Regions from separate parts of the Homo sapiens genome. Here region 2 is linked to region 1. A link is an interaction called in ENCODE POLR2A ChIA-PET data of the cell type or tissue named here. Cell type or tissue: A673. All regions are shown on one strand. Links, peaks and the distances in the headings refer to the core of each region. The heading gives the core; the rest is flanking DNA.

The links. ChIA-PET counts read pairs that join two places held together with the same protein. Peaks named below come from ENCODE experiments on the same cell type or tissue, not always from the same donor. Only the 100,000 strongest peaks of a DNase experiment are listed, where the experiment ranks them.
Region 2: POLR2A ChIA-PET joins it to region 1 with 40 read pairs; 2 of 35 experiments call an interaction of 5 or more read pairs at or near these places.

The regions. Positions count from the first base shown.
Region 1 is chr18:3,736,300-3,748,015 of GRCh38, forward strand. It overlaps DLGAP1 (DLG associated protein 1), which reads right to left. Exons shown (of 13, transcript NM_004746.4): 6 at 6,036-6,213. Among named protein-coding and RNA genes, the nearest start is that of DLGAP1-AS6, 89 kb to the left of the region's middle. In A673, for the core only: no CTCF peak of the experiment used is centred there; a DNase peak (open chromatin) is centred at 6,442; H3K4me3 peaks cover 554 bases; H3K27ac peaks cover 4,233 bases.
Region 2 is chr18:3,826,630-3,838,345 of GRCh38, forward strand. The region is part of intron 4 of DLGAP1 (DLG associated protein 1); the gene reads right to left. Among named protein-coding and RNA genes, the nearest start is that of DLGAP1-AS3, 46 kb to the right of the region's middle. In A673, for the core only: no CTCF peak of the experiment used is centred there; DNase peaks (open chromatin) are centred at 5,782, 6,332 and 6,682; H3K4me3 peaks cover 761 bases; H3K27ac peaks cover 5,000 bases.

The DNA.
Region 1 (11,716 bases), core at 3,729-8,728:
TAAATTAGATGTACCTATGGTAAAAATATAAAATAATAAACATAAAAACATACTTAATTTTTTTCCTTATCATCCAAGCACAATCTGTTTTTAGGGCTCTTTTACTGCTGTGAGTAATAAATGACAGAAGCAATTTAGTTTTTCTAGACCAACTCCTTGGTGTACTCAACTTTCTAGGAGCCTTTGATGAATAATGTGTCAGGTTTTAAAGGGAAATAAGATATAATGCACTTAAATTCTATAGTATTATAGCTTCTACTAATGATCTATTTGAGAAAATAGCTCTAACATCTTAAAAGCCAACCTCTTTTTGAAAAGTCTAGGGTATATACAGTAGCATTGCTTTGAAGAGGAAACTATTCTCCTTTGAATAATGACAATGTTGCAACTACAACAGGACGTTTGAAATTATCCTTAAAGATACTGTGTTACCATTCAAAAGCTAGCAGAAGGCAAGAAATAACTAAAATCAGAGCAGAACTGAAGGAAATAGAGACACAAAAAACCCTTCAAAAAATTAATGAATCCAGGAGCTGGTTTTTTGAAAGGATCAACAAAATAGATAGACCGCTAGCAAGACTAATAAAGAAAAAAAGAGAGAAGAATCAAATAGATGCAATAAAAAATGATAAAGGGGATATCACCACCGATCCCACAGAAATACAAACTACCATCAGAGAATACTACAAACACCTCTACGCAAATAAACTAGAAAATCTAGAAGAAATGGATAAATTCCTCGACACATACACTCTCCCAAGACTAAACCAGGAAGAAGTTGAATCTCTGAATAGACCAATAACAGGATCTGAAATTGTGGCAATAATCAATAGCTTACCAACCAAAAAGAGTCCAGGACCAGATGGATTCACAGCCGAATTCTACCAGAGGTACAAGGAGGAACTGGTACCATTCCTTCTGAAACTATTCCAATCACTAGAAAAAGAGGGAATCCTCCCTAACTCATTTGATGAGGCCAGCATCATTCTGATACCAAAGCCTGGCAGAGAGACACAACCAAAAAAGAGAATTTTAGACCAATATCCTTGATGAACATTGATGCAAAAATCCTCAATAAAATACTGGCAAAACGAATCCAGCAGCACATCAAAAAGCTTATCCACCATGATCAAGTGGGCTTCATCCCTGGGATGCAAGGCTGGTTCAATATACGCAAATCAATAAATGTAATCCAGCATATAAACAGAGCCAAAGACAAAAACCACATGATTATCTCAATAGATGCAGAAAAGGCCTTTGACAAAATTCAACAAGCCTTCATGCTAAAAACTCTCAATAAATTAGGTATTGATGGGATGTATTTCAAAATAATAAGAGCTATCTATGACAAACCCACAGCCAATATCATACTGAATGGGCAAAAACTGGAAGCATTCCCTTTGAAAACTGGCACAAGACAGGGATGCCCTCTCTCACCACTCCTATTCAACATAGTGTTGGAAGTTCTGGCCAGGGCAATTAGGCAGGAGAAGGAAATAAAGGGTATTCAATTAGGAAAAGAGGAAGTCAAATTGTCCCTCTTTGCAGACGACATGATTGTATATCTAGAAAACCCCATTGTCTCAGCCCAAAATCTCCTTAAGCTGATAAGCAACTTCAGCAAAGTCTCAGGATACAAAATCAATGTACAAAAATCACAAGCATTGTTATACACCAACAACAGACAAACAGAGAGCCAAATCATGAGTGAACTCCCATTCACAATTGCTTCAAAGAGAATAAAATACCTACGAATCCAACTTACAAGGGATGTGAAGGACCTCTTCAAGAAGAACTACAAACCACTGCTCAATGAAATAAAAGAGGATACAAACAAATGGAAGAACATTCCATGCTCATGGGTAGGAAGAATCAATATCGTGAAAATGGCCATACTGCCCAAGGTAATTTACAGATTCAATGCCATCCCCATCAAGCTACCAGTGACTTTCTTCACAGAATTGGAAAAAACTACTTTAAAGTTCATATGGAACAAAAAAAGAGCCCGCATCGCCAAGTCAATCCTAAGCCAAAAGAACAAAGCTGGAGGCATCACACTATCTGACTTCAAACTATACTACAAGGCTACAGTAACCAAAACAGCATGGTACTGGTACCAAAACAGAGATATAGATCAATGGAACAGAACAGAGCCCTCAGAAATAACGCCACATATCTACAACTATCTGATCTTTGACAAACCTGAGAAAAACAAGCAATGGGGAAAGGATTCCCTATTTAATAAATGGTGCTTGGAAAACTGGCTAGCCATATGTAGAAAGCTGAAACTGGATCCCTTCCTTACACCTTATACAAAAATTAATTCAAGATGAATTAAAGACTTAAACGTTAGACCTAAAACCATAAAAACCCTAGAAGAAAACCTAGGCAATACCATTCAGGACATAGGCATGGGCAAGGACTTCATGTCTAAAACACCAAAAGCAATGGCAACAAAAGACAAAATTGACAAATGGGATCTAATTAAACTAAAGAGCTTCTGTACAGCAAAAGAAACTACCATCAGAGTGAACAGGCAACCTACAAAATGGGAGAAAATTTTTGCAACCTACTCATCTGACAAAGGGCTAATATCCAGAATCTACAATGAACTCAAACAAATTTACAAGAAAAAAACAAACAACCCCATCAAAAAGTGGGCGAAGGACATGAACAGACACTTCTCAAAAGAAGACATTTATGCAGTCAAAAAACACATGAAAAAATGCTCATCATCACTGGCCATCAGAGAAATGCAAATCAAAACCACAATGAGATACCATCTCACACCAGTTAGAATGGCAATCATTAAAAAGTCAGGAAACAACAGGTGCTGGAGAGGATGTGGAGAAATAGGAACACTTTTACACTGTTGGTGGGACTGTAAACTAGTTCAACCATTGTGGAAGTCAGTGTGGCGATTCCTCAGGGATCTAGAACCAGAAATACCATTTGACCCAGCCATCCAATTACTGGGTATATACCCAAAGGACTATAAATCATGCTGCTATAAAGACACATGCACACGTATGTTTATTGTGGCACTATTCACAATAGCAAAGACTTGGAACCAACCCAAATGTCCAACAATGATAGACTGGATTAAGAAAATGTGGCACATATACACCATGGAATACTATGCAGCCATAAAAAATGATGAGTTCATGTCCTTTGTAGGGACATGGATGAAATTGAAAATCATCATTCTCAGTAAACTATCGCAAGAACAAAAAACCAAACACCGCATATTCTCACTCATAGGTGGGAATTGAACAATGAGATCACATGGACACAGGAAGGGGAACATCACACTCTGGGGACTGTTGTGGGGTCGGGGGAGGGGGGAGGGATACCATTGGGAGATATACCTAATGCAAGATGACAAGTTAGTGGGTGCAGCGCACCAGTGCGGCACATGTATACATATGTAACTAACCTGCACAATGTGCACATGTACCCTAAAACTTAAAGTATAAAAATAAAAGAAAAAAAAAGATACTGTGTTACTTGAAAATTGAATATGGAACTAGAAAAATGATGTCATTAGGAATCCATTTCAGCTGGCCATTCTTTCTGTATTTTACCTAAGGCCGAATGGCTACGTCATGGAATTGCAGTGCTTGACCTGACAGCATTACTTCTCCCATGTGTCTGTGCAATGATTTGTTGGTATCTTACTAAGCTATCATTAGAAAGTGATGTTGCCCTAAAGAAGGTCAAATGTGCAGCCAGGGACTAAAAACAGTGAGCTGCAAGGGTAGTGTGCTGCTGGGGGAAATTAAAAGTTCTCCATAAAGTTATGAAAACCATGAATGTATATAAATATTTTTCCAACAGAATATTTTAAATCCACTGATGTATTCTGCATGTATGACCCCTAGGTTTGTAGACCATTTTATAATTCTCAATGACTGTGTGACCTTTAGGCCATGCAGAATAAATATGTGCTCCAAAAAGTTTTAAATGTTATATTACCTATTGTGAAAAAGATAAAAACAAAACAAGTCCAAAATGCACCAAAATGAGGCTCCAGCTATTTCCCTGAGAATTGGGATAATGTATATCATTGGACAAGCAGTAACCAGCACGAATAGGTTTGCATGTTCTTGGAGATTTCTGTAAAGCAAGGAAACACACGATGGGTCAGCACTGAAATCCCACATGACAGCTTTCCCTGGCTCCCTCCCTACTCTGCCCTTGGAGCCTGCCCTGCAGTTCCTGATTTTTTTCTTCAGGACTCCATTTAGAGCAGGGAGCTTAATTTTGTTGATAGGGACAGAATGAGAGCAGTGTCCCTATTTCAGGGTCTTATTTTGACAGATGTTTCAGTGATCAGCCTACCATTTCATAATTTTTTCTGAATACCTTGTTTTCATCTATACCAGCACCACACCATAGCATCACTATCACCACTGTCACTGCTACCACCATCACAATCACGACCACCACCACCACCACTGTCACCATCACTATCACCACAATCACAACCACCATCATAACCACCACCGCCACCACTGTCACCATTGCTATTACCATAATCATCACCACCACCATCACGACCACCACCGCCACCACCGTCACCATCACAACCACCACTGCCACCCATTACCAACACCACCACCACCATGGTCATCACCACCACTGCCACCACTGTCACCACCACCACCACCATCACATCACCACCACCACCACCATCACCTCACCACCACCACCACCATCACCACCACCACCACCACCATCACCTCACCACCACCACCATCACCACCACCACCACCACCACCATCACCATCACCACCACCACCATCACCATCACCACCACCATCACCACCACCACCACATCACCATCACCATCACCACCACCATCACCACCACATCACCACCACCACCACCACCACCACCAAATCACCACCACCACCACCACATCACCATCACCACCACCACCATCACCATCACCACCACAATCACCACCACCACATCACCATCACCACCACCACCACCACCACATCACATCACCACCACCACCACCACCATCACCACCACCACCACCACCACCACCACATCACCATCACCACCACCATCACCATCATCACAATCACCACTGCCATTACTATTACCATCACTGTCACCACCATCACCATCATCACTGCCACTACCATCACCATTACCATCACCATTACTATCACTACCACTACCACTGCCATCACCATAATTACCACCACCATCACTACCAACACCATCACCAACATCACCACCATCACCATCACTATCATCACTGCTACCACCATCACCATCACCACCATCGCCATCATCACCATCACTGCCATCATTATCACCAACACACCAACATCACCACTATGGTCACCATCACCATCAGTAACATTAATTCTCACCTTGATGATCACAGTGTCTTCCAAACTAGCCTCTCTGCTTCTAGCTTCTCATTCTCTCCAATCTTTCCTATGTTTTTTTGCCAGATTAGTTATCCTATGTCAAAGTTAGATTCATATCCCTTGCTTGTTTAAAAGCCGAAGTTTTCTTTTTCTTTTTCTTTTTTTTTAACAGAGAAAGAGTCTTGCTATGTCGCCCAGGCTGGAGTGCAGTGACGTGATCTCGGTTCACTGCAACCTCTGCCTCCCAGTTTCAAGTGATTCTCTTGCCTCAGCCTCCAGAGTAGCTGGGATCACAGATGGGTGCCACCATGCCAGGCTTACATTTGTATTTTTGATAGATACAGGGTTTCACCATGTTGGCCAGGCTGATCTTGAACTCCTGATCTCTAGTGAATTTCCAAGGACCCTCTTCATTGTGCTTTATCCACTTACAGAGGGCCCCACCTCCTGGCAGACCATTGATACCGGGGGCTTACTGCGGCTGAACCCATGGCATGCTCTTTGCAGCACTTGACTGGACCTCCTGTCTGATCCATCAATGGTCTACTGGATGAATGACTGCCTCCCCACCTCATGCCCTCTCAATTCTCACTAACCTTCCTGCCACTAATGGCTCCTGACCACCGCTGCCCTGACGGCCCTCACCTGGCTGATGGTGCTCATGGCTCGCATGTAGCTCTCATTCCTGGAGCGGAACTTTGGTGATGTGAGCAAGCCTGCAGGGTCCAGGCTGTCCAGGCTCCGGTTGATGGAGACTTCACTCACTGCCCTCAGGTAACTATGACTCCGGATCTGGAGTTTGGGTGAGTGTTCATTGGAGATTCTGGAAGGGAACAATGGAAGAGGTGCATTAGTCACATTCCAAAATGCAGGAAGCAATAACATGTGGCACTATTGTCATTTATGTAGCACCCTAAATACTGGGACAAATGACATAGATGCCCTTCTGTGATTACTAAACTCCCCCACAGTGTCTCAGAAGGAAGAGCTTTTGACAGGAAATCATCAAGATCTGATGACATTCGAGAGCAATTAACATTCTCTTCAACCATGAACTAATTGCCTCATTCACATTTTTCTAGCCATCCTAGGAAGCAGATAATAAGCAGCAATTGTCCTGCCCAGGAATTCTGACTTGTGTAATTTGTAAAGCTTTTCTTTGTATCTATTTCTTTCCTGTGGCCATCTTTTTGTTTTTGGACTGTTTGGTAACAGTAAGTGGGTATATATCTATATCTATATTTTTATCTATCAATTTATCTTCCTTCCTTCCTTCCTTCCTTCCTTCCTTCCTTCCTTCCTTCCATCTTTAACTCTCTAATATAGTTGAAATTGAACTTCGTGAACAGAACTTACACCTTAGCCATTAAAAAGGCACAACTCTCAATCTTTATATGTAAAGACAAGTCACTACACACTTTGTATTCTTTGGATTTATTCTAGGATGCATTGTAAAATTATAAAAGTAGAAAATGCTAATTGCAAATAGCCAAGCTATACAGATGTGCACAAAGTAGAAGGTGGGTCCCTCTGTCTCCCCTTGTTCCTGTCTGTAGAATTCCATACCCTTAAAAGAACTACTCATAGCAGTTTGGGGTATATTCTTCCTCAGTCCTTCTATTCATATATAATCAATTTAATGTTAGTTATTTTATTTAATTTTAATTTTTTTTTTATTTTTTTGAGACGGAGTCTTGCTGTGTCACCCAGGCTGGAGTGCAGTGGCGCAACTTTGGCTCACTGCAAACTCCACCTCCCGGGTTCATGCCATTCTCCTGCCTCAGCCTCCCGAGTAGCTGGGACTACAGGCACCTGCCACCACGCCTGGCTATTTTTTTGTATTTTTAGTAGAGACGGGGTTTCACAGTGTTATCCAGGATGGTCTCGATCTCCTGACCTCGTGATCCGCCCACCTCGGCCTCCCAAAGTGCTGTGATTACAGGCGTGAGCCACCGCGCCCGGCCTTTATTTTAATTTTTGAGACAGAGTCTTGCTCTGTCGTCCAGGCTGGAGTGCAGTGGCATGATCTTGGCTCACTGCAGCCTCCGCCTCCTAGGTTCAAGCAATTCTCATGCCTCAGCCCCTGAATAGCTGAGACAACAGGTACACACCACCATGCCTGGCTAATTTTTGTACTTTTTGTAGAGATGGGGTTTTGCTATGTTGGCCAGGCTGGTCTTGAACTCCTGGCCTCAAGTGACCTGCCTGCCTCGGCCTCCCAAAGTGTTGGGATTAAAGGCATGAGCCACTGTGCCCGGCCAATGTTAGTTATTTTTAAAGTTTCTTTTCACATGGTATTAGTGCGATTTTTCTTTCTTTATTAGATTTCTTTCATTTTGGCTGTAACATTGTTCCTAATTAAATAAATTAAAGTTGATAGGGAAAAAGATGTATGCCCCCATAGCCGCTATTATTTATCATCCTAGCCAGTGAAATCAGAAAATTTTGAAAAATAAGTAATATAAACATTGTAAAGAGATAAGATTTGAGTATTTATAGATTATGTAATCAATTATCTGTAAAGTAAGAGAAAATCATCTGAAAAACCATGAGAACTTTTAAGGGAAATCCTCAAGGTAGCTAGATACAAGGTAACAATACATAAATTAACAGCTTTTCCACGTAACATCAAATAAAATTTTAATGAAAAAAATTCCCTTTAAAATTGCAAAACATAAAATACACAGAAATTACAAAAAAGAAACGCATCAAATTTTATGAAGAAAATGATAAAATTTATGGAAGGCACTAAGTAAGTGCTAAATTAATGCAAAAAACCCCCACAACAATTTTCCTGTAAAAAAACTTAAATTTTCCCTAAATTTATCTATAAATTTAACGTAATTGCGACAAAAATCTCCATGTCAATTTTACCTTTTTTCTCTTTTTGAGATGGAGTCTCACTCTGTCGCCCAGGTGGAGTGTAGCTCACTGCAACCTTCACCTCCTGGGTTCAAGTGATTCTCCTGCCTTAGCCTCCCGAGTAGCCGGAATGACACACGCACGCCACCGCGGCCGGCTAATTTTTGTATTTTTAGTAGAGATGGGGTTTCACCATGTTGGCCCGGCTGGTCTCAGACTCCTGACCTCAAGTGATCTGCCCACCTTGGCCTCCCAAAGTGTTGGGATTACAGGCATAAGCCACTGCCCCATAAATCTCCATAGAAATTTTATTCAAATGTAACAAACTCATTTTAAAGTTTATATAAGATTCAGAGCAGCATTATTCATAACAGACAAAAGGTGGAAGCAACCCAAATGTCTAACTCTGAGTAGATGAAATGTGGTAAATGAACTATTTGACTAAAAAAAGGAATGAAGTATTGATACATGCTATAATATAGATGAACTTTGAGAACATCATGCTAACTGAAAGAAGCCTCATATTACAAAAGACCACATATTACATGATTCTACTTACATGAAATGTCCAGAATAGGCAAATCGCTAAAGATAGAAAGTAGGTGAGTGGTTGACTAGAGCTGGGCGGGGAAAGCATAGGAAGATGGTGGCATTAGGAAGTGATATCTGAAGGGTATGGAGTTTCTCTTTGCAGTGATAAAACAGTTCTAAAATTAGTTATAGTGTTGGTTGCACAACTCTGAATATATGAAAATCATTAAATTGTACACTTGAAAATGGTGAATTATATGTTATGTGTATTATATTTCCACAAAACCGTTGTAAAAAATTACGTGAGTCCTCAAAATAATCAGATTTCCTTACGGAGTTTAGAGGGTAGACTAAACTGGGCAATACTAGAGAAAGAAGGCCAGTTAAGGTGGTTGCAATGTTGCTATAATCTAAACAAGGGAAAAGGGCTCAGTTAAGTATTAGTGGTAGTAGAGAGGAAGAGATAGATTTGAGAATCCACACGAAAATTAAATGTGGTTGATGAGTAAGGAGGTCTAAAGGTTCTAAGAACAGCCAGAAAATAAAAATAAATAAAAAACAAGGGGAGGAATGCCCTTTATCTGATCTCAGCTATATTTTATTTTTTATTTTTATTTATTTTTTTGAGATGGAGTCTTGCTTTATTGCCCAGGCTGGAGTGCAGTAGTGCGATCTCAGCTCACTGCAATCTCTGCCTCCTGGGTTCAAGCGATTCTCCTGCTTCAGCCTCCAGAGCAGCTGGGATTACAGGAACATGCCATCAAGCCCAGCTAATTTTTGTATTTTTGTAGAGAAGGGGTTACACCATGTTGGCCAGGCTGGTCTTGAACTCCTGACCTCAAGGGATCTGCCCACCTTGGCCTCCCCAAGTGCTGGGATTACAGGAGTGTGCCACCATGCCCGGCCTCAGCTATACTTTATAGCTGCAATGATGAAAATGGGTCATGTTAGTAAAGGAACTGACAAAGCAGTAGAATGAAATAAGGACTCCAGAAACAGAACTAAGTATGTGTTTGAATATAATATATTGCAAACGTGGCAGTTGGAATAGGCAAGGAAAAGATCAAGTATTTAATAATGGAGTTAGACCTTTTTTGCCTCCACTTGGGGAAAAATGAATTCCTACTAAGCATATAGATGAAAAATAATATTTTAAAAACTTAAAGTTCTCCAATACAATATAGATTATATTTTATAATCTCAATTTCTATACTTAAACAATTTAAAGAGAAATTTATCAATGTTTTATGAATAAAAAAACCTATAAAGCCTTATGGAAGGCAATAAAGAAGGCCTAAAGAAATGCAAAGGAATATGGTAGAGAAAGACTTTAGAAGCATCGTGGTAAACTTAGATGCCATAAAGAGAAAGGTTAATGAATGGAAGTACATGAAAATTTAAAACTTTTGTTCAGCCAAAGATCCTGTCAACAATGTTAAGAAAAATAGTCATTGTGTATAAGAACATATTTGCAACACTAAGCAGCAAAAAGGGTTCACATGCATAATATTTAAATTATGAATAAAAATAATGAAACCAACACAATAAAAAATGGTCAAAGCCTATAAAGAGGGAATCATAAGAAAATAAATATATAAATTCACAGGAAAGTAACTTTATATATCACCAAGCATATGACAAAATGCTCGATCTCACTAGTAATTAGAGAAATGTGGATTTTAAAAAACATACATTTACACATTACATTCATGTACATCCATCTTGATGTCCTCAAATTGTAAAGATATTCCCTATATTCTAAGTGTCCTCTTAGTAGCATTGTGTACGATTGCATCTATTCTTAAAGCTTGTATGGAATTACTTAATATATAACAGCCAAAAACTATTCTTAATAATACTAAACCCTGAGAATGTGATAAGCAACCACTTTTTGCAGCTGCACTGAGGGAGAAACCAAATTAAGACAGATCTAGAATATAACATCGAAAGTAAATCTCTTATTGCATTTTACTGTTACAAAAGATAAACTAGGCTGGGTGCAGTGTGGCTCACACCTGTAATCCTAGCACTTTGGGAGGTCTACGTGGAAGGAACTCTTGAGCCCAGACCAGCCTGGGCTACATAGTGAGGCCCTGTCTGTATTTTTTAATATAAAAAAGTAAAAGAAAAAAATTGTTCTAGAAATGTGCCCTATGGATCCTTCAAGTAGTGGTCAAACATGAAAATAGTTTGCCAGGTCAAGGTAATATTTTCCATGTGTTACGTGCTATTATGGTGATTCCAGCTGCATCGCTTTATAATACCAATGCCAAAAATTTCAACCAACAAACAAACTGAAAAATTCGTTTTCCTTTTAAGATCTTTTTTAGAAAAAGAGAATCGTAGCTGGAAGCATTTATAACCTAAAGTTCACTTCTCTTTAGAACTTGCGCATTAGATGACAAATGTGTTTCTTTGACTATTTTGCAACCTGACCCAGAGCAATGATATTGCCAACATAAATGATGATGCCATTCCAAATGTTATCAGGGCAGTGACGGGAGTGGCTGTTTCATAAATGGTGTATATTCAAAGAAGAAGTGAAAGTCCGGCGTTTTGAAAAATGAGCGTCTGCTGGCTGAATGGGGAAATGAGGCATCATTGCAACAATCATTCACTCTGGCCACTCGTTATGAAATAAGGCACAATTCCCAAATTTCAAAGTGAAACATCATTCAGAAGGAATTGAATAGTTCTTCTCTGGTGAGTCATTCCTGATAAAACAATGCATACATTAATAACACACAAAATATAAGGAAATGAACTGTTTTATCTTGCCCACTTATAGAACAGAGCCCTCCGCTATCAATATAAAGGTTACTATATGCCCATGTGCTCCGGATGCAGAAACGCTCATTAAATAAACACCAAAATAGTGCATCGATGACTTTGTCTTTACCTCAAAAGAAAGTTGATCTGCTCAGAAGAAAGAC
Region 2 (11,716 bases), core at 3,884-8,883, 90 kb after region 1:
AGGTGAGGACAGTGATTTGGGGAGTGTGGGGGTCCATTTCAGGAGGCTTTACAGGCTGTGGTAAGGGCTGTGGCATGTACTTGGGGTGAGATGGGAGTAGAATGGAGGCTTTGATGAGATACAGACACATTCTAGTTCAAGAGAATCACGCAGGTTGCTAAGTTGAGAATGGCTCAAGGGCAACAAGAGTAGAATCAGAGACCCTTGGAGGCTCATGCAATAACCTAGATTGTAGCTAAAGGGGAGGAGCCAGGGCAGAGCAGCGGTGGAGGGAGAAGATAGGGCCAAGAGGTTTGCTAACGATGATCTGGATGTGTGGACTGAGAAACAGTAGTTAAGGGCGACTCCAAGGTTTTTGACCTGATCAGCTGGAAGGACTGAATTCCCATTAGCTGAGATGACAAGGCCTAAAGAAGGAGTAGACTCAGGATGGAAATTAGGAGTTCAGTTTGGGATGTAGGAAGTTTGAAATGCCCATGGGTCATCTAAGCAGAGATGTTGAATAGGGTAGCTTACTATCTAAGACTGGGGCTTCAGGGTGGCTGCAAACATCCCTGTGGGCATACACCTGGGACTTAGAGCTCTGAGAATGAAGGAGGTGACCTAAGGAGTGAGTGTTGGTAGAAGAGAGAAATGGTCCAAGAGCCATGTCCACTCAGCATTGCTCCACCCTTAGAAGTTTGGAGCTAAGAAACCACAAACTAGGCAGGCTTAAAACGATCAACAAAGGGTGTGTTGTCGGTCCTGGAAGCTGAGTGAAAAAAGTTTTTCAAAGAGAAAGGAGTAACGTACTGTCACATTGACTTCTTCCCGTGATCTTAATCCCATGGGACACTAAGTCAGCAACGTTAATTTTATCTCTTAGTCTCAGTTGCCATAGACAAAGGATTCTGCTGTTCATGAATAGCTTTATCTTCCCAGCAAGATGCAAACTTCTTGAGAGCAAGGCTTTTGTTTTCTTCTTTTTCTCTCTCTCTCTACAGCAGTGGCTTTTAAATAGCTTTTGGCTACATCTCACAGCAAGAAATACATCTTACTTTGGAAACCAGTATAAGCACGTATACAAGTGAAAGACAGAGAGAAATACTTAACCTTTTGGCATGCCACACACTGTCTTTATTTTCATTCTCTTCTGTTGTATTCTATTTAATTAAAAATAATGGTGTTTGTGACCCATTAAATTGATTTCACTACCACTAATTAGTTGCTACCATTGCTTAGAAAAGCACTACTGTTAGAGTGTCTGCCACAGTGCTCTGCCACATTCATTATTAATCAGAGAGACACTGTTATTCATCTTCATTCCTTCTCAAGTACCTTCTATAAAGCAAGTACTTAATAGATGCTTGCCAAATGAATAGTTTTGAGACCCTAAAGTAATACTTCTTGAATTGGGCTCCTTGGTCTTTAGTTACCTTTACTTTTACTGATTGTACTTCTGTACTGATTGTAGTCGTGTAGAAGAATATTTCTTAAAACCTCTGTGTCTTCAGAATAAACACAGACCTGCATGTCTTTTTAAAGAGGTCCCTGTGTAGCCAAGAGTCAGACAAAACACCAGCCAGGGTTGGAGATGACAGCCCAGATGAAGTGAGTCCATCATCTGGGTTATCACATGTGCAAAGTTAGGGCAAGAATCCTGAAGTTTGAATGCTTTTTCATGTTCTTGTACATCAGCCTCTGGGGGCCAGGGGCAGTGGTGTTCAAAACATTTTTAAAAACAAGACAGGCCAGGCACAGTGGCTCACGCCTGTAATCCCAACACGTTGGGAGGCTGAGGCGGGAGGCTTGCTTGAGCCCAGGTGTTTGAGATCAGCCTGGGCAACAGAGCAAGACCTCATTTCAACAAACTATTTAAATATTAGTTGGGTGTGGAGGCATGTGCCTGTAGTCCTAGCTACTTGGGAGGCTGAGGTGAGAGGATCTCCTGAGCCTAGGAGCTGAAGGCTCCAGTGAGTTGTGATCAGGCCACTGCACTCCAGCCTGGGTGACAGAGCAAGACTCTATCTCAAAAAAAAAAAAAAAAAAAAAAAAGGACAAAAAGACAAAACAAAACCTTTAAAAAAAAAACTTTCAAGAACAATCCCATCTTTTTATTATAATTTACATAGTATTCAATGTCAATATGAAATATTGATTATTTAAAAATGGGAGTAGAAATCTTTCATTAAATATCTATGACCCAAAGTCGATGGAGCTGGGAAAATCATTAGTACTAACAATGTCTTAGAATTTTGAAATGCCCAACTACAGAAATGATATATAATTTAACCCAGACATTTCATTTAAAGAATCTTTAAAATAAGAGCCAGGTACATGGTAAAGTCCTCAATAAATGTTAGCTAATGTTTAAATCCTTCTCTATAGAGAATGCTTATAAAAGTGGCACTGAAGAAAATAAAATATTTTTCCACCATGTAATTCTTACTTAGGTAGTTTTTCACTTATAAGGAAGGAGGATGGTGCAATGAATACAGTACATCAGGTCAACCTGAGTTCAAATCTGACTCTACTTAGACCAGACATGTGATTTTGGCCTAATTACCTGAACATCTTTTAACTTCAGGTTTTCAAACATAAAGTGAGGACAGCAATACCTACTTCAGAGACTGACTATAAAGATAGAGATGATATAAAGTAACATATGACATGCTAACTCATTCAAAGTGTATTTGTAGGTTGCTTTTTCATATAGTAATCATGTTTAAATAACGGTTAAGTTCCCACATGGTGCAAACCCTTAAAGCTTGTTTCATTCATGATAGAGCTGACCCTTAATGGATTGTGCAATAGATCCAAGACTCTCTGAGCTTGGGGGTGGGAGGGGGTGGAGGGTGGGGAAGGTTAGTACACTTGGGGGAATCTCTAGAGGCCTGTGTATAGGGGACTGTGGATCAGTCAGGGTTCTCAGAAGAGAACAGGAAAAAAAAAGATTTATTTTAGAGATGACTGTGGTGAGTAGCAAGTCTGAAATCCACAGGGTGGTCTGGCAGGCTGGAAACTCAGGCTGGAGTTGATTCTGCAGTCTTGAGACAGAATCTTGTCAATAAAACCTCAATTTTTGGTCATAAGGCCTTTCAACTGATTGGTTGAGGCCCATCCACATTATGGAGGGTAATCTTCTTTACATAAAGTCTACTGATTATAGATTTTAACCACGTGTATACAATTACTTTACTGCAACACCTAGATTAGGGTTTGATTGGGCACTGGGTACTCTAAACTCAGCAGGTGGCTGCACAGAACTAACCATATAGACAGGAATTCGGGTGGGCAGCTTCTGAGGCAGTGGGAGGGAGACTTGATGGGCAGACAGGGCCGCTGCAGTGCTTATTGATATTCAGATTCTCTTCAGCTGTGAGCTGCATATGCTCCGTTCATTTTCTGAGGAACTATGGTTTGGGTCAAAGACGTGAGTGTAAAGACCATCTCCTCACTGGTTGTTCAGGAGACCCACAAAGGCCATGTAAGCAAAGTGAGACTCTTACTGGCTCTGTACCAGCACCTAGCAAGGTGCCTGGCATGTCAATTTCATTGACAATGTTCTTTAAGGGCAAAAGAGTCATTCATGGAATTTTTATTTCTTGTTGACAAATGAACAGGAAAATCTACAGTCACCTGAAACATCCCACCATGGTAAATAAACAGGAAATTGGCCAGGCGTGGTGGCTCACACCTGTAATCCCAGCACTTTGGGAGGCTGAGGTGGGCGGATCACGATGTCAGGAGTTCAAGACCAGCCTGGCTAACATGGTGAAACCCCATCTCTATTAAAGATACAAAAAATTAGCCGGGTGTGGTGGCACATGCCTGCAATCCCAGCTACTCGGGAGGCTGGGGGCAGAAGAATACCTTGAACCCGGGAGGCGGAGGTTGCAGGGAGCCGAGATCTTGCCATTGCACTCCAGCCTGGGAACCAGGGCAAGACTCTGTCTCAAAAATAAATAAATAAACAGGAAATTTATAGACTCATCTTTTATTTAAGCCCTTTGTATTCTGAAAGACAAAGAATTCCATAATGCCCGGCCTTGATAAAACAAATATAGAGCTAACCTTAAAAAAATCAAGATTTACTGTAGCAACTTGCACATACTACTAATGTAACACTGATCACATTGTTTTAAAACCATTTGTTTATAGATCAGTCTCACCCACCAATCTGTAAGCAACTTGAGAGGAGGGATGATGTCATTTGTCTGGCAGAGACCAATATTCATTCCTATAATTCTAGTTCTAAGCAGAGTATAAAAGAAAACAACATATTGTAAAGTAAAAGTGCTCATGAAATCTCTAATTACATCACTCAGGTTGTACCTATTTTATTCAACTGAGAAATAAAGTATGGACACCTTTCATCCCAGATTTTCCTCTACCAAGGGCAGGGAAGAAACCTCGCAATGGTTGTGGGCAAACAGGGATCATGGAGGAACACATCTCCGTGCACGAAGTTGCTGGTGCATGTGTGTAGAGGGGGTATGAATGACCAGTATCCAGAAGAGAGGCTCTTTTGGCATCCAAGGAGCTGCAGTTGGATGTTGCTGTGGAGATATTTGGGGAAGCAAGGCCACAACCCCCAGCAGGGTCAACTGAACTCTACTAGGCCCAGAGAGACCCATCACCAGATCATGGCAGGACGAGTCAAACAGAATCTGAAGACTGTCATCTCACCCTGTGTATTCCAAAGCACATTTTATGGATCACCAATCCTTTTTTTTTTAATACTTTAAGTTCTGTGATGCATGTGCAGAACATGCAGGTTTGTTGGATCACCAGTCCTTAGAAATGTTCTGTGAAATGTGGTTCCAAGAGGGTTTGGGAGATGCTTTATACTGTATTGTTCTCTTAAAGAGTTTCCATCCATATGAGCATCTTAAAGATTCTAGGATGTCTGCCAATATAGAATTCTGAATACAGTACTCAGTTTCTCAAATTCAACTCCTTTTCTTCACATTAATATCTATTCAAATCATCCTTTGGGAAATGTCAGCTTCTTCACATACAAACAAAGAAATTGACATCCAGAATGTAAATTACAGCTTATATGGCTAATAAGTGGCAGAACTGGGTTAGAATTCAGATCTCCTTTGGCCCATTGCACTTTCCCAGTTCATCACACTGCAACTATTTATCTCACCACTGAACTCTTCATGAATACCTTTCAACAAATTCTGTGAAACTGTTTTGATCTCCCTATATCAACATGTAGAAGACAAACATGAAGGAATGGCTACTGTGTATAGGAGGGACTCAGCCTTTGGAAACTTCATATTTTGTGTCAAGCCTGTGCCAGGATATGTTTCATTCAAGTTATCAGTGCAAATGAGAGGTGGTAATAGAGACATGTAAGTGACATGGATCTATACAAATAGGTTTGGGTCACATCTTGTATTTTACACCAAGAACCTAGATCATGCCAACCTTTTGATGGTAAAAACTGTAATGAGAGAAGAATGCTTCGTCAAGATAATAAATGATTACCTTTGCATATAGAAATAACCAGAACCCATGCATGCACACTCCATTATTCCTTCTGTCTCCCGACATTGACTGGAATTCAGTCTTTAGTATCCTCTCTCTGTCACACACACATGAACGCACAAGCACACTTCATATTCAGTGATGATGTTTTTCCTATTACAAAAACTGTGAACTACCCATGGACAGTAATAATGCAGATATATTTCATTTGAGAAAGGCTTTCTTTTGTCATTTTCTTTCTTTACCTTTTTGGTGATGAGTCAAGCTGACCTGCTGGGTGAGATGGTTCAGATATTCATGCTTCCTCCTAGTAACGATGCTGGCTTTCTGCAATTCAAATGACCCACTACAGCTGCACGAGTAGGCACTTAGCCACCTACTCCAGTTAGTAATTATTCGTTTAGACTAAAAAATTCTGAATCAATAGAAAAACATTGAATTAAGCCTCATTTTTGATATCTCATTTGACAAAGGAATCATGTTATTTTTCCTTGCAGTGGATTTAGATAAACATCCAGAAAAAAAAAATGTTTTGTGTTGGAACGGCCACAGAGAACCTTCTTTTTTTTTTTTTCCCAGGAGGGAACATAATTCTAAGTCAGGAAAAATAATTTATGTGGCTTCCTAGTTTCTGCCCAAACCAGCCATATGCTCTCAATATTACTGGAAGAAGTCTGAAACAGAAAATACAAAGTAGGGGCAAGAAGGCCCTTGTGGGGGATGCAGGGGTGGAAAACGGGAGGCAGCTTAGGTGCCCCCCCCATCACTGAGGCAGAGGAGTGAGAGCACCTTTCTCCTTTGTACACCCACTTGTCTGTCAACTTTCCTCCTTCCATTTGAGGCTGCTCCTGGATGTAAATTTTGACCTGCTTTCAGTTGTAATAAATACATGAGGCATAGAAGTAAGAGAAGCTCAAATAGCTTTCTAAAGGAGAATCTCATAAATAACAGTAGCTTTTGTTGTGCCCTATTACATTGGTGGTGTAATTTTCTTTTTTCTTTAATTTTCTATGAATTATAAGATTCCTTCCTTCCTTCCTTCCTTCCTTCCTTCCTTCCTTCCTTCCTTCCTTCCTTCCTTCCTTCCTTCCTTCCTTCCTTCCTTCCTTCCTTCCTTCCTTCCTTCCTTCCTCCTTGTTTTTTTTTGACAGGGTCTCACTTTCTCCCCCAGGCTGGAGTGCAGTGGTGCAATCACAGCTCACTGCAGCCTCGATCTTTCAGGCTCAAGCAATCCTTCCACTTCAGCCTCCTGAGTAGCTAGAACCACAGGCACATGCCACCACGCCCAGTTAATTTTTGTATTTTTGGTAGAGATGGGGTTTTGCCATGTTGCCCAGGCTTGTCTCAAACTCCTGACCCTCAAGTGATCTGCCCGCCTCAGCCTCCCAAAGTGCTGGGATTACAGGTGTGAGCCACCGCATCTGGACTGTTTTGTTTTGATTTACTAAACAGCTTTTATTTTTCTCTTCTGTTACACAGAAACAAACAAAAAGATAATTATTTTGTTTGGGAGGCATTTGGGTATCATGAAATATTTAAATCAGAGATTTCTAGCACGTGTGATCAATGAAAATAGAGGGAAACTAGGACTTCTGAACTGATTTCCTTTTGGAGCATTCTCATAGATGAATCTACAAGGATACAATGATTTGTCTGAATGATAAATTTACCTGAATAATTTATCTGAATGATAAAATTTTGATACCTTTATTAAGATACTTGAAGGTGTTGGTTTACAAAAGATTAAGTACCACAGTGTAAAAATTCTATTGTTGCATTAATTTGATTAGCAATGAAAAACTCAGAATCCATTTCTAAAGAAGTTGATAATACAAATAAAACATTTACCTAAAGACTGACTATACACAAATAATTTCTGCAATTTATCCAACTCATAAATTGGTATAGAGATTTATGGGCCGGGCGTGGTGGTTCACACCTGTGATCCCAGCACTTTGGGAGGCCGAGGCGGGTGGATCATGAGGTCAGGAGATCCAGACTATCCTGGCTAACACGGTGAAACTCCGTCTCTACTAAAAATACAAAAAATTAGCCGGGTGTGGTGGCGGGCACCTGTAGTCCCAGCTACTCAGGAGGCTGAGGCAGGAGACTGGCGTGAACCCAGGAGGCGGAGCTTGCAGTGAGCCGAGATCGCGCCACTGCACTCCAGCCTGGGAGATAGAGCAAGACTCTGTCTCAAAAAAAAAAAAAAAAAAAAAAAAAGATTTATGTAATAGATGATTAATCATAGCACTGGTTGTAAAAGCAAAATGCATGGTAGTGAATACTGTTCCCCAATATGTATTGCTAATATACTAGTTCTTTAACATGTGATGTTAATATAGTACAAAGTAGCTTCATTAAAGAAAGAGTTTTGATTTGATTCAATCCTGTGTTCCCGGTGTCTGGAAGTGAGCTTGGCACACAGTAGATGAGCATTAAACATTTGCCAAATGAATGGACACTCCATATAATCAAATATATGTACATAGGTGAATGTGTACGTACACATATACATATTTGTATGTTTGACTATATGTAGAAAATAGCAGAAGGCGAATGTTAAAATGGTAACAGTGATGGCTGCCTTTGGTTAAATAAGACTGGAACACGGTGGGGGAGGGAGCTTTTACTTTTAACCCTGTATCAATCTGTACTATTTGAATTTTTTTCACAATTAGCATATGTAACTTTTATTAAAAAATGAATTCTGTGAAAGAACCCCAAATGTACGACCACTGGAGATCTGCATTTTAGAATTTGTGTTGTCTTTACATTATCTCACCTTAAAGATACAACTCCATTATGTACACGATAACCTAAGGAACAGGCTTTGACTGGAAATTGATGAAACTTGGACCACAGAATCAGAAATTAGAATCTTCAAAGAATCGTCATTACAGATTATATTTTGCTTTTCCATTTCTTCAGCTTCAACCAGAATTTTATATTCAAAGTTAAGAAAATTTACATGTAACTGTATGCAAAAACCCATATGGCCTGTGTCAGTCTGTACCACTTATTTTCAATGAGATAAAATAGCTTATTTAAACTTTGAATTTTCCCATTGGGTTTAGATGATTTAGCTGTTTATCCAGCAGCCCTATACTTAAAAATAGATGAGATGACATTTGTGGGTTCTTTAAAAAAATACCCTTTGGAGAAAGAAGCAGAACACTAATGCCATATTTACCATTTACATTATATAAGAATGGCAAGTTTTTATAGAATGAGTGCTTCATAGAAAATATCCTCCTTTCTGGCCAGGCGTGGTGGCTCACGCCTGTAATCCCAGCACTTTGGGAGGCTGAGGGGGCAGATCATGAAGTCAGGAGATCAAGACCATCCTGGGTAACACGGTGAAACCCTGTCTCTACTAAAAACACAAAAAATTAGCTGGGCGTGGTGGCGCGCGACTGTAGTTCCAGCTACTTGGGAGGCTGAGGCAGGAGAATCGCTTGAATCTGGGAAGTGGAAGTTGCGGTGAGCCAAGATCGCGTCATTGCACTCCAGTGTGGCAACAGAGCAAGGCTCCGTCTCAAAAAAAAAAAAAAAAAGAAAATATCCTCCTTTCTAACATAAAAGCTATAGCTCTTCTGTAACCAGTCACAATCATTGCATATATGAGGGCATCCCACATAAGTTTCATTATTTGATGATTATAATTAATTTAATGGAAACATAAACATGGTTGGAAAGTTTCCAATAATAGCATAGGAAGATTTTTCTCTCCCTTCTCCCTTCCAATTATGTAGTGCCTCCCCGCCATCGCCATCATTCTTTTATCAATTATTTATTGTGTGTCTGCTATGTGGGAGGCACAGTTGTTATAAAACAAATATAAAGTTGATGTTGACTATATTTAACTTGACCTTATATACCTATTTAATAATTATAGCAACCTGCCAAAAATGAGAAGTGATTAATATTAGCCCTAAACCTGCTGTCATACGATTCCACAGAGTTCAAGATAAGAATTAACATAAGTTAAGCTGAAAATATACTGTCACCTGAAATTGCAAACTGGGTAGGTATACAGGAGAACGATAGTCAATTAAAGTATGAAATATTCAAATCAGTGTTCCAATCTTGGTAGCATTGCTGATGGCAAAGGATGATGACACCAGGAGGAAATGAAAGCAAACACATCACTTTCCTACTCAGAATAGTACACCTATCTTAGGATCTTACTGATTTTATTTATTAAAAAAATACACTTTAGGAGAAAAGTGCATTTATCGGGTAATATGAAAGAGGAAATGAGGTCTGTGTGAGGGCATGGGTATATGCCATCACTATGCAACATTTTAATCTTCAGTTTTTATAGGAGTTTCCTCTGAGCACTCATCAAAGGTAATGGGATTAGATTTTTTTTCTTCCTTTGTCAAATGTTTTCCTCACCCTGAATACTGTCACACACGTCGCAGGTGGATGAGATTTGTCCACTGAGGAGGAATTGCACTTTTCGACCCTCCTAGGATGTGACTTGAATACCTGGCTTGTTCCATGTTGGGCTTGCCACCTGCTCCTGCTCTGAGGTAGCCGCTGACCTAAAGGCATCGCAAGGGTGGTGAGGTGAAGAGGGAGCAAGTGTTCTCAGCCACACATTTTTCCATCTCCCCTCAGAATCCACCTCTCAGAGGTAGCCTAAGTGGCCCTCCTACCGGATGCGTTGTTTTATCACGACTGCAGCTTTCTTTTCTTAGATTCTGCCAATGCTTTTAATGGGCTGGTCCCCTGCGAAGAGCAGGGATTTTGTGTTTTCTTTTGAAGAGCGTGGTAGATTTCTGAGCACCCTGTGGCAGTCTGTAAAAGTGATAAATACAAATGATGAACAATGAAGCAGGCTCTTGAGTTCTGGGGCTGGCTACAGGAGAACTCAGAACGAGGGAAAAAAATAAATCAATTTCTAACACAAAGGCAAGATTTAGCCTCTCATTAGATCCAACTGCTACATGTAAAGAAGTTTGTTAAGAAAATGGCACAGGGATTTTGTGAGGTGGAGCCAAGCCTGCGAAATAGGCTTTCAAGATGTGTTTTCTATCTTCCTTCCAATTTTGGGTGCTATGATGTAACAGGATTTTGAAATCCAAGCATATGTTATTTTCTTTCTTCTTTTCCTTTTATGTTTAAACCTCCATTATGATGAATTAGCTTTCCTTCCTCAATAATTTAGAGTTTATTTTCTATAAAAAGGAAGCATTTAGAAATGTGATATTAGGCATATGGCCCCCTTTCAGATCCTTCCAGTTCTATTTGTATATGGTTTTAGACTCAGCTGTAAATATATTAATTTATGCAGCAATGGATATTATAAATCCTACACTTTATATAGATGTAGGCTCTTTCTTTTCATAAACAAAACTTGAAACAATACTAAATTTTTAAAAAGATAGACATAATTGATAATTTCACTTTGAGAAAGCAAAGTAACCCAGATTGTAAATGTTATGGACAAAGGCTGGGCGCAGTGGCTCATGCCTGTAATTCTAGCACTTCGGGAGGCCGAGGTTGGTAGATTGCCTGAGCTCGGGAGTTTGAGACCAGCCTGGGCAACATGGTGAAACCCCGTCTCTACTAAAAATACAAAAAAAATTAGCTGGGCGTGGTGGTGTGTGCCTGTAAAGCCAGCTATTTGGGGGGCTAAGGCACGAGAATTGCTTGAACCTGGGAGACGGAGGTTGCAGTGAGCCAAGATCAAGCCACTGCACTCCAGCCTGGGCGACAGAGTGAGATTCTGTCAAAAAAAAAAAAAAAAAAAAAAAAAAAAAAAAGTCAGGGACAAGGATAAATGCAAATTGTACACATTTCTCTCTCTTGATTTTATGATAGTTTGGAAAAGAACCATTTTTTAAAAACCAGTATATTACTAATGGATGGCATCTAATGTCTTAGTAATTAAAAAAAATATAGATTGGGATGGAGCCACAGAATTCAACAATGGGGAGAAGAGAGAAATAGAAGGCAGAGACAATTTTAGAATAATAGTCAACTGTCTGTGGAAAAAGGGGAGCTTCAGTTAGTGAATGAAAGAATTGAGTTTTCCTGATGTTTTCATCTAAGATTACCCTCATACCACATGCACAGGGCTTGATCATAAAGTATTTGAAGTTAGTAAAAATGTAACTAGTCCAGTTGAGCTAAGGAAATATCAAAATGTCAATTGTTCTTTCCCAAGTTTAGTCAAGCTAATCAGATTCTTTCAGTTGTTAAGAAATATTCTGTTGTATGGTTTATG